Linked DNA regions of Homo sapiens: region 2 is linked to region 1. Evidence: chromatin loops called from intact Hi-C (ENCODE). Cell type or tissue: PC-3. All regions are shown on one strand.

Evidence for each region. Hi-C counts contacts between places; a loop is a spot of excess contacts. Peaks named below come from ENCODE experiments on the same cell type or tissue, not always from the same donor. Only the 100,000 strongest peaks of a DNase experiment are listed, where the experiment ranks them.
Region 2: a loop joins it to region 1, with 3 times the contacts of the local background. A loop is called at or near these places in 1 of 110 quality-filtered maps.

What each region holds. Positions count from the first base shown.
Region 1 is chr3:70,131,302-70,139,301 of GRCh38, forward strand. It overlaps a transcript of SAMMSON not described here. Among named protein-coding and RNA genes, the nearest start is that of SAMMSON, 140 kb to the left of the region's middle. In PC-3, no CTCF peak of the experiment used is centred here; no DNase peak of the experiment used is centred here; H3K27ac peaks cover 1,053 bases.
Region 2 is chr3:70,277,240-70,285,239 of GRCh38, forward strand. The region is part of intron 2 of MDFIC2 (MyoD family inhibitor domain containing 2); the gene reads right to left. It also overlaps a transcript of SAMMSON not described here. Among named protein-coding and RNA genes, the nearest start is that of MDFIC2, 31 kb to the right of the region's middle. In PC-3, no CTCF peak of the experiment used is centred here; a DNase peak (open chromatin) is centred at 4,632; H3K4me3 peaks cover 353 bases; H3K27ac peaks cover 2,334 bases.

The DNA of each region.
Region 1 (8,000 bases):
CAGTCAAAATTATGTCCAGAAGAAAGAGACTTCTGTGGTTCTCTCTTAGGAGTAGGAAATTTGCTTAGAAGCAATCCCCAACCCCATGAGGTTTTCCCTGCTATCTCATTGTAAGCTGAAAATTCTTATTTACTAGACTATGAAATGAACATGATTGGCTCAGCCAGTTGTCTGGGGCAGGGTGAATACTGGGAAGTTGCCTTCATGTCCATTATTTTCTTCTCTTATTTATCTTACTCCAATCATGAACAGGAAGAACAGGGTTTAGTTAATGCAAGGCAATATAATTTGCAATTAAAAAAAAATAGAGGGTTTCGCTTTGCTGCTGGAGCCCAGTGGCATGATCATGGCTCATTGCAGCCTCAACCTCCTAAACTCAAACGATTCTCTCACCTCGGCCTCCTGAGGAACTGGGACTATAAGCATACCCCACCACACCCAGCTAGTTTTTTTGATTTTTTAAGTAGAGGTAGGGTCTCACTAAATTGCTCGTCTAGAACTCCTGATCCCAATTGATCCACCCACCTCAGCCTCCCAAAGTGTTGGGATTACAGGCGTGAGACACTATGCGTGGTCAGGATTTGCAATTCTCGATCATGCTTACAAGTAGCCTACCTATAGTCAGATCTAGAGAATAAATAGGAGATGATATTGAGAAATAAAAATAAAATTCCAAGCTTCCCAAATGACTGAAAGGACCCCCTCTTGGCCAAGGGGACCCTAGAGAAACCTTAAAAACTGAGTTCTTAGCCATGGCAGGGTAGGAAGTCAGACACACCTCATTATATCCCCTCCCTCACTAAACACCGTTAGGCTTTCTTCCCTAAGGGTTAAACAAAACCAGTCCTTTTGAAAGACTGGGTCCTCCACTGATATCAACCAACTGCCTGATGCTGCCCCTCCTTTTTGTGACTTCAATACAGCAGCCAACCAGCATTTCTTCCTGATAAAAGACCGTTGACCATGGGATGGTTCTGGACAGTCTTTGAAGGCTATGCACAGAGGGCCTTTTTGTCCTCTGCTTCACATTTGGCTGTATAGGCCCTAATTGTAATACATTTAAATGTTAAGTCTCCACCCCAAAGTGAACATGAGGTACATGCTGTGTACATGTTAGCCTACTACACATGCCCATGCCTCCCCTTCACAAATGTTCACAGCTCCTCCTATAATCTGTGGGATATGTGTAGTTGGCAACCCCTATCAACATATATCCTTGTCTTATTCTTCCCAGCCTCAAGGTGCCTGTTTTTGGCTTCTGGCAGGAAGCTACATTTTCCAGCCTGTCAGAATGGCCATCTTGCAGGCTGCAACCTTTATGAGAAATAAAACTCTCCTTTCCAAATTTCGGAACCTTGGGTTGGGTGTGGTGGCTCATGCCTATAATCCCAGCACTTTCGGAGGCCAAGGCAGGTGGATCCCTTGAGCTCAGGAGTTCGAGATCAGCCTGGGCAACACGATGAGACCCTAAAAAAAAAAAAAAGAAAAGAAAAAAAAAACAATTTATGAACCTTGTCATTCTTCAGTTGACAATCAATGTGCAATGTTTGAAGTTTCTTTAAAGATGAGCTTTGTAAGGCAGATCTTATAAAGGCAAATGTACATTCCCATCGCTGACTTAGACATGAGTGTTTGCTACCAGGTGAATGGTGTCTGTTAATGGTCTCACCTGTGAATAAATGAGAGAAACAAGTATATAGGGCACTGTGATATTGTGATTATAATACTATATTATAAGAAATATATCCTTCCAACCCCCATTTTCTAGCACGCAGCTTCTACAACCTCTGGAATCTCTGAAGTGATATATCTTTTTACATGCTGATGAGATGACTAATGGCTGGTGGCCCCTAGATAGCTGCAGGGTGGGGGCTGGTTTCTAGGGGAACCAGTCATGTGATTAGAGAGTTGTAACTTTCAGCCCCACTTCGTGACTGAAGGTTGAGTTGATTACCAATGGCTGATGATTTAATCAATCAGGCCCGCATAAGGAAGCCTTCATAAAAACGCAAAAGGACAGGGTTCAGAGAGCTTCCGAGCTGCTGAACACATGCAGGATGACCTGCTGGAGAAGGCATGGACACTCTGCCCCTGTCCCCCATGTCTTGCCCTAAGCATCTCTTCTGTTTGGCTGTTTCTGAGTTGCATCCTTTTATAATAGATCATAAATGTAAGTAACATGTTTTCTGGAATTCAATGAGCTATTCTGACAAATGATTGAGCCCAAAGGGAGGTTATGGGAGTCCTTCAATTTATAGCTGGTGAGTTAGAAGCACAGGTCACAGTCTGGGGCTTGTGACTGGTATCTGAAGTGTGGGTAGTCTTGTGGGAATGAGCTCTTAACCTGTGGGGTCTGACACTGTCTCCACATAGATAGTCTCAAAATTAACCTAAGTTGTAGGGCACAGTTGAGTTAAATTTTAGGCAGTTGGTGTCTGTCAAAGAATTGATGTGTACTGAGGGAGTGTGAGTAAAGAGAGGTAAAACAGTTGTTTTTTCCTTACTCAGTCATAAATATATGATCCACATGTTAATTAATTTTCTGAGGTATAGCAGGTAAGAATCCAGGCTTTGGGTTCAGACTGATGTGAGTTTCCTCATCTGTAAAGTGAAGATAATATTTTCTACCTTGCTAGGTGGTTGTAAAATTAAACAAAATGGGCCAGGTGCGGTGGCTTACGCCTGTAATCCCAGCACTTTGGGAGGCCAAGGCAGGCAGATCACGAGGCCAGGAGTTCGAGACCTGTCTGGCCAACATGGTGAAACCCCGTCTCTACTGAAAATACAAAAAAAAAAAAAAAAAAAAAAATTAGCTGGGCATGGTGGCAGGTGCCTGTAATCCCAGCTACTTGGGAGGCTGAGGCAAGAGAATTGTTTGAATCCGGGAGACGGAGGTTGCAGTGAGCCGAGATTGTGCCACTGCACTCCAGTCTAGGTGACAGGACGAGATTCCATCTCAAAAAAAAAAAAATATTAAATGAAATGATGTATGTGAAGAAGTTTGTGCCCAGTAGTGTTCCTGATACATAGAAAGTATTCAATAAATGATTTTTTTAACTTTTTTTTTTTTTTAATAAAAAGTACTCAGTCTGACCTATGAAAAAGTGTTAAGTACTACTTGGAGGTATCCCTGCATTTCAAGTGTTTTTGTTGACTACAGTTGCAATGATACAATATTTGCCAGCCAAATAAAATATTTCCCAATGGATATATACTGAAAGTAGCAAACAAATAAAGTGTAAACATATGACTTAACTTGCATGCTTTACATAGAAGCATAGTTATATTTAGCTTAAGACACAACTAAGGTATTTCATTCTTTAAATGTATATATTACAGTATATAATTTAATCTCAGTAAAATAGAAAAACATTTTTATGACATATTTCTAATTCATTGTTATTTTATTACTTATACATATGATACATATTTATTTCTAAAACAAATATATGTCTTTGGCCACCTATTTTATTTTCTTGGGATACAGGCGGTACATTACTCATGAATGGCAGTGTGTGTCAGTTATTTATCTTTCCAAAGTATCTAAAAGTGAATGAAGCTTGAATTGGGCAAGGAAGTATCATAAATTAAAAAGTGAATCTCTAAGAAAAGCTGGAAAAAGGTTTGAATAAAATTAAAGTACATTTTGCCATAAAATGTAACTGTCAAAGTGGCATGAACCCAAATATGAATTAGAATTGAATTGAATTTGTATTTTTATCTGCACTAAAGAATCATTTTGAAATCATTGATCTTGGCCAGCTTAAATCTTTATTTTTCTGATAACATGTCAATCAGGTATAAAGGTGGTGAGAGACAATTTAAACCTGTGCATTTATTTGTCAATAAAACCTATGGTCTTATTGGTTTTTTCTCAGTTGCATTGTTTTATCATGTCAATATTTCATAAGATTATATGACTGACTAATGGGAATAGCTATTACCACTGTTGATGTACTTTGAAAATAGCAATCTATATTTTATGGACCAGAAAGAAACAAAATATGTACCTTTGACCTTATTGAGCATAAAAGTAAGTTAATGTAAATGAAATTTATCTATTATTTCACCTATTCACAATTAGCTTCTTATAGCCTCAGGAATAAACATTAGAATGGGTAATTTACCCTTTTTGGGTTTGTAAGAATGACTTATGAATCTCAAAATTCTTCAAAAGGCAACTTAGAGAGCAGAAATACCTTAATGCAAGCCGGAAAAAAACAGACAATGGGCATTTTTGCATAAGTCTTTTTCTCATTAAAGTGATTGATGCATATTTTCTGTGGACATAAAAGATAAAAACACATAAGCCAAAGGAAAGCAATCCTGTTCAATCTAATATCCAGAGACACCCACGGTTAATATCAGTGCATATCCTTCTAGTCTTTTTTCCATACATAAAATTCCTTTTCCAAAAATATATTCTATATGTTATGTAATAACCTGATATTTTACCAAATGAAATTCTGTACTTTCTATGTTATGTATATACTTTGTCAAGAAACTAATAAGCTGAAGCAGTTCATTTTTACTATACCATTTTTCTCCATCTAATTCCTTGCTTCTTGTGTTTAATCACTTGAGCATGTGGCTTATGCAGCTAGATAATTTGCTTTTATAAAATACCCTGTGTTCTCTAAGTGTTTTTTTTTTTGCACTGATTTGTCGGTTGTTATAGTTAAGTTGTAGTTTAAATATACTTTCAATATAATGTAAAGGTTTTTCCCTGCAATACATCTCCACACAAAATTGGAATATTTTAATCAGATTTTTATTTGTAAAACATGGTTAATTGTTAGATTTAAGGCCATGCCCATAGCTATTTTGGTGAATATGTCTGGGGAACGTGTGTAGTTGCCAGCTTCCAAGATGGTGCCCAATGATTGTTGCTTCCTGGTATTCACACCGTTGTGTAGTCCCCTCCCACGCTGAATAGAACTGAGCTGTTCACCAAAAAGTTATTGTGGTTGTGTGACTCCCAAGTCTAGACTATGAAAGGCATTATAGCTTTCTTCTACCTTCCTCTCTTTTGTACCCTCATCCTGGGGGAAGCCAGCTGCTATGACATGAGTACATTGAGTGGATCTATGGAGGGGTTCATGTGTCAAGGAACTGAGGCCTTTGCCAATAGCCATCTGAGTGAACTACTTGGAAATGAATCCTCTGGCCCCAGTCAAGCCTTCAAATGATTGCAGCCCTGGCTGACAGCTTGTCTGTGCCTCTTGAGAGACTGTGAGCCAGAACCAACAGCTGAACGGTTCTTGAATGCTTGACGTACAGAAACTGTGTGAGATAGTAAATGTTTACTTTTTGCTTCAGACCTTTAAATTTTGGGGGAGTAATTTGCCATGCAGTAATAGATAGCTGGTATAAACTGAAAGTAGAGACATGTATTAAGTATTTTCTGAAATAAAAATAGCTTAGGAGAATACTGTATTTTATCAAGAGCTCAGATAAGGTTTAACTATACTTACTAATGCAAAGTGTAGAATTTGAAGGGCAACAATATCTTTAACTTAAGACATTTTATGTCATTGAAGTTTTGATCTAAGTTTTTCTCCTTAGTTTTTATAGTTATGATCAACAGAAAACATATTCAAAGGAAATAAACAATAATATCAACATTTCAATAAGAGTCTTTATGTGTATATGATAAAACTTTTTTTGAAATTTATGTACCTTTTATTTTATCACAATATTATGAGTCATACATAATTGCTGTGATCCAGGAAACCCATAGACACAAAACCAAAAGCTACACATTTTTCTTTTTTGTCTCCCATCTTACGTCCAATGGTAACAAGTTAGATAAACAGTTTGGTGTGTATCCTTCTATAGTCCTTTGGTCATATAGAATTAGGTAAACATATAAATATAGTAATTTTGCCTTTTTTACAAATGTAAAATCATGCTCTACATACTACTTTGCAATATATTGTTTAGAGAAAGTATGTATAGTACAGATAGGTCTAATTTATTTTAAAAAAACTCCTCGATAGTTTATAGAAGAGGTTAGCAAACTATGACTTATGGGCCAAATTTGTCCTGTTGCCTATTTTTATATGGTTTATGAGCTAAGAATGGCGTTTACATTTTTGAATGATTGGGGGAAAATTAGAAGAATAGTATTTCTTGATGTGAAAATTACATGAAATTGAAATCACAGTGTCCATACAAAAAGTCTTATTGGGACACAATCATGCTCATTTTTTTTACATATTGTCTCAACTCACTCGAGTAGTTGCAACAGGAATATTGCAAAACCTAAAATATTTCCTTTCTGGCTCTTTACAGAAAACATTTGCCAGTTCCCAGTCTACACTTACACTGTCCAATGGAAATACAATGCAAACCAGAAGTGTAATTGTAAGTTTTCTAATGGCCACAGTTTTTAAAATAAGAATAATTAATTTTAACATTTTATGTTTTAGTTAACTAGAACATTATCATTTCAGCATGTACTTAATATAAAACATTATTGAAATTTTTTACACACTTATTTTTTACCATAAGTCTCTAATATCCAGTATAGATTTTACACTTCTAGCACATCTTGGATAGCCACATTTCACATGTGACTAGTGACTACTGTATTGGGCAGTGTAGTTCTGTACTGCAGATATATCACAGTTTTTAAGTATATAGCTTGCTAATATACATTCATGTTGTTCTGAGTTGCTATTGTCATTATAAGCATTGGTATCCTTATAAATATTTATTTCTAAGAAATATAGAGTCCCAGAAGAGGAATTGCTGAATAAAAGACGTGCACTATTAATTTTAATAGATACAAGAAATTTGTTTTGGGAATGAGATTCAAATGTAAAAGCATGCTGATTGTAGTTTGTCACAAAAAGTTTTTTGTGTTCTTTATAGAAGAAATAACATTTTCATTGGCACTTTAAAATCTGTATTAAATAAAATCCCCATTTTTTGTTTGTTTGTGTGGTAACTGGCTTAGTCTGTGCCAGCTGCTATAACAAAGATATCATAAAACTGGATAATGTATAAACAACAGAAATTGGTTTCTCATAGTTCTGGAGGCTGGGAAGTCCAAGATCAAGGGACTGGCAGATTCAGAGACCCACTTCCTAGGTGGCTGTTTTTTCCCTGTAACCTCACGTGGCAGAAGGGGTGAGAGATGTCTCTAGAGGCTTTTTTTGTAATCCCATTCATGAGGGCTTTGCTCTTATGTCCTAATCACTTAGCAAAGGCCCTACATTTTAATACTATCACCTAGGTGGCTAGAATTTTAATATATGAAATCATGGGGGGACATAAACATTTAGTCCATTGCATTCTGCTTTTGTTCTCCCCAAATCATGTCTTTCTCACACACAAGATACATTCAGTTCATATCAATAGCCCCCAAAGTCTTATCTCATTCTATCATCAACTTAAATGTTTAAAGTCCAAAGTCCTATCTAAATATCATCTAAATTAGGTATGAGTGAGACTCAAGGTATGATTCATTCTGAATCATGTTGCTCTTTGGCTGTGAATCCGTGAAATCAAACATATAATGTGCTTCCAAAATATAATGGTGGGAGAGCAAACAACATTAAACCTTGAGTCTTTTTAAGTAAAAAAGCTTTTTAGAGACAGAGTCTCACACTGTCACCCAGGCAGGAGTGAAGTGGTGCAATCATAGCTCACTGTAACCTCAAATTCCTAGGCTCAAGTGACCCTCCTGCCTTATTTGAAATTGTGTAAATTAATACATTTTGATATATCTTCATTACAGAGCTACACTCTTCAATACAGTAATCACTAACCACACTTGAAATGTGCTATTCCAGATGTGCTATAAGTATCAAATCTATACTGGATATTAGAGACTTAGTATGAAAAATAAAATCTGAGTAGCTAGGACTACAGACACATGACACCACACCCAGATAACTTTTAAATTTTTTGTAGAGATGGGGTCTTGCTATATTGTCCAGGCTGGTCTTGAACTCCTGGCCTCAAGTTATCCTCCCACCTTGGCCTCCTAAGGT
Region 2 (8,000 bases), 150 kb after region 1:
GGCTGGAATTGTTGAAAGTGTTAGTATATCATTTTACATATGAAATTCATTTTGTTTATTCTGAAACTAACCAACAATACCTTAAAAACTTATGTAAACGGAAATATCTGTTATTTGACTTTTTTCCCCCAGCACTGGCCTCACACAGGCACTCTAATGATTATTTGTCAAAGTCACACTGTTTGCTTACAAGGTATGAAGGCTTTTTAGACACTATAATGACGGCTCTTGATTCACTTGATAATATTTAGAATAAGCCATAAAAGCTGATCTCTGAACGAACAGACCGCTTTTATTGGCTTTTAGTGCTATTACTGCTGTCATAAGTGGAAAATTGGCCTAATGCAAGCAATAATGCTGTGTCATACTTCAAAACTGCTACTTGGTTTTATGGTTTATTTCTTCTAATGAAAGTATGGTCGAGTATGGGGAGGATCTCACCACCTCCCGAGCTTCAGGGCATGATGCCACCTCAGTCTAAGATTCACTTAAGAAACAGGGAGGGGTGTGCTTGAGGATGGGTGGGAACTTGCTTAATGTCACAGGTGTGTGCCCATTTTTTATACAAATGGTTGTTGAGATCTATGTGCCAGGTACAGGAGACGAAAGGGCAAGACAGATCTGATTAAGGTGGAACTCAGTCTTAATCAGAGGAAGATGATTGAGACCCTACTGGCCAGATTTCATTAGCCCTCTCAATGTTTTAAATTTTTGTTGAGCTACAACTTACATAAAATAAAGCGCGCAAATCTTAAGTATATACATTGATCCGTTTTTACAAACGTGTACACCTATCTAACCACCACCCCATCAAGATAAAAAACACTTCAGCAACATAGACAGCTCTCATCATTTCCCCCGCCTCCCAGTCAGCAGCACCTTTGCCCCCAACTTCTTCTATTACAATTATTTTGCCTGTTCTTATATAAATGGGCTCATAGTGTATATTCTTTTATTTATATCTAACTTTATTTGTCCAACGTTTTGTCTGAAAGATTCATTTACATTCTTGTGTGTACCGGTAGTTCAAAAATTGCTTTGTAGTACTCCATGACAGGACTACATATGTGTATGTACCCAACCTATTCTTGAGGAACATTTAGGCTGTTCCCAGTAGTTGGATATTATGACTGAAGCTGATATGAACATTTTTTGGTTGACATAAACACTGGGGAGGAAGCCCAGAAGTAGAAATAATTGTAGAATGGGAAGACTTTTAGCTTTAGGTGGATACTGCCTAGCAGTTTTCCAGAATGGTCCCAATTTATACATCCGTCAAGACTGTATGAGAGTTCAGTCACTCTGTGCTGTTGTCAGCATTTAGTGTTTTCAGGTGCAATATTGTTTTAATAGATTTGAATGCCTTTATTGACTACTTGCACAGAAAATATACTTGGCTCTAGAATATGTCTTTTATGTACAACTGAGCCTGTATGATGGATATGCTAGGGCATATCCAACCTGGTTGGAACCCAGGTTTTGAAATCAGAGACATCTAAGTTGGTGCTCTATTTCTACCAAGTAATAACTAGGAGGCCTTAACAAAGTCACTTATGTTTCCTATGCCTCAGATTCTTCTTCTATAAAGGATAGCAAGCCACCTCAAATCAAAGGGTTGTTGTAAAAACAAATGAAATAACAATTGTAACGTAGAGAGCTAGTGTTTGACATGTATCTGGAGCTCAATGAATAGTTTCTTTCTCCTCTTCATAGTGGTCTGGGTGGTCAAGGAAAACAGTGAAGTGGCTCTGAGAAAATCCGTCTATATGTAGATGCCTATCAGTATCTAATTTTCTCCCTTGTCAAGCTTTCTCCCTTTCCTAACATCTTCTCATTTGCCCAAGCCTGACTTCCAAATGACATACTAGATAGATTATTTCCTCTGTTTCACTCACTACATGCAATCATGACAACAATAAGTGCCATTCCATATTTTTATTTAGCAAGTGCACTGTGATAAATGCTTTGCATGTAGTGTTTCACAAGAACCCTGCAAAGTACATATTATTATTTTCATTTTACAGATGGGAAGAAACCAAGACTCTGAGAGATCAAACAAATCATCCTTGAACACATATGGAGTGGGTGATACAGCTAAGATTTGAAACCAAATCCATTCGATTCCAATGGTCATTTGATTAACTACAATTCTGTATATCACACTCGTCAGAAAGACCTCTGGACTTTATCTCCTTCACATCTCTGAGTACATTGTCATTTTCTCTTCATCCCCTGTACCACACACAAATCTTGTGCACTTTCTCAGTTCTCCTCCACTACTTTCTTCTTGCCAAATGTGTCACCCCATCATCACCTTTCCTGGCACTCTTGATGAGCTCCCAGTCCAGACGGAATCTGGGTTGAAGGCTCAGATTTGCGTTGCTCTCTTGCGCTACATGCTGAGTCCTATTTGCATTAAGCAGCTCCTCCATTTCTGCATTTACAGATGCAAACACACACCCTGGGGTGTGGAATCAGGCTTCCTGAGTAGTTGCCAAGGAGCTGGATGGCATAAATGCCATCCCTCTTTTCCTTCCATGGGCTGTTCTGGGGCATGGCTTCTCCTTGCATATCTTTTGGAGAAGTCTCCTGGGCTGCACAACTACACCTGCCAAACCACCTGCTGTGTCATATCCTGGTTCTTTGTCAAATGGTGGCCAGAAGAGAAAGACATCATATTGCTTGAGATCCTGTCTTTGCTCCATTACTGTAGTTGTTTTTTAGGGTTGCTGTAACAAAGTACAACCTTGGTGGTTTAAAACTCTCCCAGTTCTTGAGGCCAGAAGTGTGAAGTCAGTTTCACTGGAGCAAAATCAAGGTGTCAGCAAGGCTGCACTCCCTCTGGAGCCTCTGGCAGATAATCTATTTTTTGCCTCTTCCAGCTTCTGGGGGCTGCCTGCATTTCCTGACCTGTGACTGCTGCACTCCAATCTCTGTCCCCATGGTTGTATCATCATCTCCTCTTCTGTGTGTGTCAAATCTCCCTCCTCCTCTCCCTTAAAAAGATGTTTGTGATTAAATTTAGGTGCCACTCATGTGATCCATGTAATCTCTCCACGTCAGGATCCTTAACTCAGTCACATCTACGAAGACCCTTTTTCCTTAAGAGGTAATATGTACAGGTTCCAGGAATCAGGACCTGACATTCTGGGTGGCCATTATTCAACCTACTACATTTACCTTGTTTCTTACCCTTACCACCCTAGGCATGTAACTCTCAAATAAGGCATCAATACTTTCACCCTTGCCTCAAGCCCTGCTTTCTAGGGGAGCTGAGCTGAAGCATTATCTCTACTTTTGCCTGTATTGAATGTTGGGACTCAGAAAACGATATCCTAAAATGAAGGTCTCAGAAGCAGCCTCAGAAGCAAAGGTTCTTCTCTGTCCTCCTTTCTCTCAGTCTCATTCTCCTCTGAGGCTGGCCATAGAAACTAGAATACCTCTTCCCCAAGGCAGGTCTCCAAAGCCAGCCATAAAACCTAAAAACATTACTCTTAGTTTCCCCCGCCTTTCTGTGTAAAACCCGGCCATAGAGACATGATCTGACCTAACTTGTTTGACTGTAGGTCATGAAACACCCATCCCAGAGACGGTACTGCCCCACACCCAGAAGGAAGGGACGCTGCACAGAAAGTCCAAGAAGAATCTAAACAGATAGGACTTGCTGGGTTTCCCTACTCAGTCTACTAGCATTAGATCATATCATACCCTTTTTGTGTGATCGTATTTCTACACAGCTGTACATAGTTTGTTAAACTTACGTATAAAAAAATGACAATTTCCTTTGTATCTTTGGGTCTTCATGCTGAAGGATCTCATGTACATGTTAATAAATTTTGTATGCCTTTTCTCCTGTTAATCAGCCTTTTGTGAACTGATTTTTCAAGGATGTTTCAGAGGGTAAAGAGGAAATTTTCTCTTGGCCCCTACAATTTTAGTGTAGTTGTCAGGATGCCAGAAGGATCATATTAAAGTTCACATCTGATCATGTTCCTCTTCTGCATAAATTTCTTCAAGGTAACCTCCCCAGATTCGTGTCAATGCCCTAAATTCTTGGTTACAGGAAGGCATTCAGGAACCTCCTGATCTTATCCATTCTCTCTCAACTTCATTATTTGACTCTCCTCTGTCTAATGGGTACGATCATAAGCTTCAGAATTAAACCCCGTTTTCTAGAATTCTGTCTTTACCATTTTCTAGGCAAGTAATCGTGAACAGGCCACTTAGTTTCTTGGGTTCTCTGACATGCATTTTCCTTAAAGTCTCTTTAATAGTAGTGGAGGTGATAAAATGAGATCATATAAGTGTCTAGCACAGGGTAAAAGCTCAAAACAAACAAACAAATTGCTCTAGTTATGTCAAATCATACACAGGAATCTAAACGTCTGATATTTTATGTCTCTCGGTATTTATGCACGATGGTTCTTCTCCCTGAGGAATCCTCACCATCATTGCTTTTTGCCCCACCTCAAGTGAACTCCTTCTCGTCTTTGGAATTCCGATAGAGAATCCCATCCTCTGCAAAGCTTTCTCTGATTCCAGCAGTTCAAAATTCTTGCACATATGAATCATAAGTGCACCTTGTTTACAATGCAAATTCTTTAGCTTCAGCCACAGAAATTCTAGTTCATCATACCTTGGGTGAGGCCCATGAAATCTTCAGTTTTAAAAAGCATCTTGGGTAATTTTTGATTGTACAGTAACACCCTGTGTACTGCACAAGGCCAGTCCTGGCTTAGGATGGAAGTCCACCTGGACAGACACATTACCAGAACACCAGGGGTGCAGTCTAGGTCCCTTTGCTTGTTGCATATAAAGCCAATCACTGAGACAAGTACAGCCAGGGAAGAAGGCTTTTTTATTCAGGTGTTTCAGCTGGGGAAATGGGTCAGGGAACCAAAATCTGTTACTCAACAGATTGCTCCCATCTCCTGGGATGCAGTAATCAAAAAACCCTTCTTTCCTGGCAGTATTTGCTGTCTCAGGGATTGGCTTTCTGTGCAGTGAGCAATGGGACCTAGAAGGAACACCTGGTGTTTCAGTAACAGACACACCACTTAAGAAGATGTATCCACCACATGGAATCTGATGTGCTCCCCTATCAAATTCCCAAATGCTAATGTGTCTTAAACCTACCACTTAAACTTTGTAAATCCGATCATGTTAGTTACAGAAGCTAATGATTTTCCCTATCTCTCAAATGGAAATTTAAAGTCATATCATGGCCTGCAAGGCCTGCTATGATTGGGCCCTGAGCCTCTGGTTTTAGCTCTTATCACTCAGCCTGGTTCATTCTATTTTGTTGGCTTTGAACATTCCAAGCAGTCTCCTGAATCAGGAACTTTGCACTTGCTATTTTCTATGCTGGAAATCCTTTCTTTCTAGATCTAAACATGGTTCTTGCCCTCATTTCATTCTGCTTCTGCCAGGATGCTGCCAAATAAGAGAGGCCTTCCTCGACTACCTTGTCTATGCCCTTCTTGCTTATTTGTCACCAGACTTACCACAGACTTGTTACTTTACTTATTGCCTCCTATTCCTGACTAAAATACAAATATCTATGACTGTTTGGTTTATTCCTTATGAAGGATGACCATAGCAGTGCCTGGAAAAGAGAGGTGTAAATATTTGTAGAATTCATGAATCTGCCAACATTCTCTCCCCAGGATGAAATAGTAAAAGGGGTAATAAAAGATGACTCTTATAACCATTGAGTGTCCAGGCAGGCCTGTCACTCAGAATAAGAAAAAAATGGAGCAGGAGACTGAAAAAACAGTTGATTACATCTCAATCACAAGACGTTGAGGCTAGTGACTCAGGAACCTCAGTATGATTCTCTCCACCAATAGGTCTTGGGTATATTAATAATAAAGTCAAGAAAATGCATTTATCTTGACATCAACAGTAGCACTAGGTGGTTGTGAGCATAAGCAGTCCTGTGGCAGGAGATGCCAGTGAATCCCAGCTTCATCAGGAATGAAGACACTGAAATAGATTTGCGGGAACCTTGTAAACTCATGCAGTCCTCTGATTGATTGCTTTTTGGTTGGTCTGTGTTTTCAATGCACTGTGCCTGGCAGATAGTAAATGCTCAATAGTGGCTGAATGAATAGGGCCTGGACTTTGGAGAACCTGAAACTGGATGGTTATTGTTCAGGCTGACGAATACTGAAATTCTCCCTGGATACTGTAGAATTGTTCAAAGAGCAAGGGCCTTGAAGAGAGGATTTGAATCCCACATACAGCATCAAATTACTTTGAGGTCAGTCTCAGAACTAGACAGAACTGGGTTGAAATCACAAATGTCAGCCTCCCCTAGCCTCTGTTACCTCATCTATACAATGAGCTTGGTTGTGTCCACCACCTACCTGGTTCTTGGGCAGATTAAAGGGATTCATGCTGGGGTCAGGCTTTTGGAGCTATTTTCACAATAACATTTGGGTTTGGATGACTGCATTTCAAAGGGTTTCAAGTTAGAATCTTGATTTCATACAGAGTAACAGAGAATAAAGAGTATGTAATGCTTATTTTTTGTAAAAAAAAAAAGAGAGAGAAGAAAAAGAAAAAGGCAAATATGGCCAAATGTTAACATCTGTTAAATCTGGATGGTGAGTACATAATGTATTTTTAAGAGAATGTGTAAAATGTCAATAATCAAGTATTTAATACATGTGCTATTAATAATCTTAAGATTATTAACTCTGCTTTACTTCTGATCCCTGATCTCTAGTTTTCCCACCACCCTACTGTCATACAGAAGGGGTTTCCATGCCTTTGGGTGGCAGAGGTATTGGCTATTGGTTTTTTAAAATCCTGGAATGAACTTGGTTTTAAACCTCAGTTGGACTGGTTTTCATGAGTGCAACTCTTAAAACTGTTACAACGTTCTAGTTAAAATTTCATGAAAGCAAGAGTCACAGTGTATTTCATTTATAGGTTTTATCTAATTAGAGAGACTTAATGAATATTAACTACCAAGAAATGTGTTAATAGTAATTAGGACAAGGCCAAGATAAGTGTACTTGCTAATCCCTACGATTTATTTCTGTAAACTGCTCTACAATTTTATAGAGTGAAGTTAGCCTTGTTCCAAGTTGTAAACTAATAAAGTTTGCATTTGAGTTTTCATATGTTTCCAGCAAGACTCTATTAAACTTTCTAAAAACAAAAGCAAAAACAAAAAGAGAACCTCTCACTTTGAAGAATGACAAGAGATTGGAACCCATTTACTCACACAGCAAAGACATGGCATCAACCTAAATGCCCATCAATGATAGACTGGATCAAGAAAATGTGGTACATATACACCACGGAATACTATGCAGCCATAAAAAAGAATAAGATCATGTCCTTTGCAAGGACTGAATGGAGCCAGAGGACATCTTCCTTAGAAATTAACACAGGAACAGAAAACTAAACACTGCATGTTCTCACTTATAAGTGGGAGCTAAACAATGAGAACACATGGCCACAGGGAGGGAAACAACACACACTGGGGCCTATTGGAGGGTGAAGGGTAGGAGGAGACAGAGGATCAGGGAAAATAACTAATGGGTACTAGTCTTAAAACCTGGGTCATGAAATAGTCTGTATAACAAACCCCCATGACACAAGTTTACCTATGTAACAAACCTGCACATGTACCCCTGAACTGAAAATAAAAGTTAAACAAAAAAGAGTAAATGGCATTGGTGTAACTGATTCATGTGCTTTTGAAGTTTCATTAACAATGTTACATGGGTTAAACTTAAATCACTGCAGTTCCAAATTACCTATTTTTTTATTTTTTATTTTTTACTTATTTTTTTTTAACTTTTTTTTTCTTTTATTATTATACTTTAAGTTTTAGGGTACATGTGCACATTGTGCAGGTTAGTTACATATGTATACATGTGCCATGCTGGTGCACTGCACCCACTAACTTGTCATCTAGCATTAGGTATACCTCCCAATGCTATCCCTCCCCCCTCCCCCCACCCCACAACAGTCCCCAGAGTGTG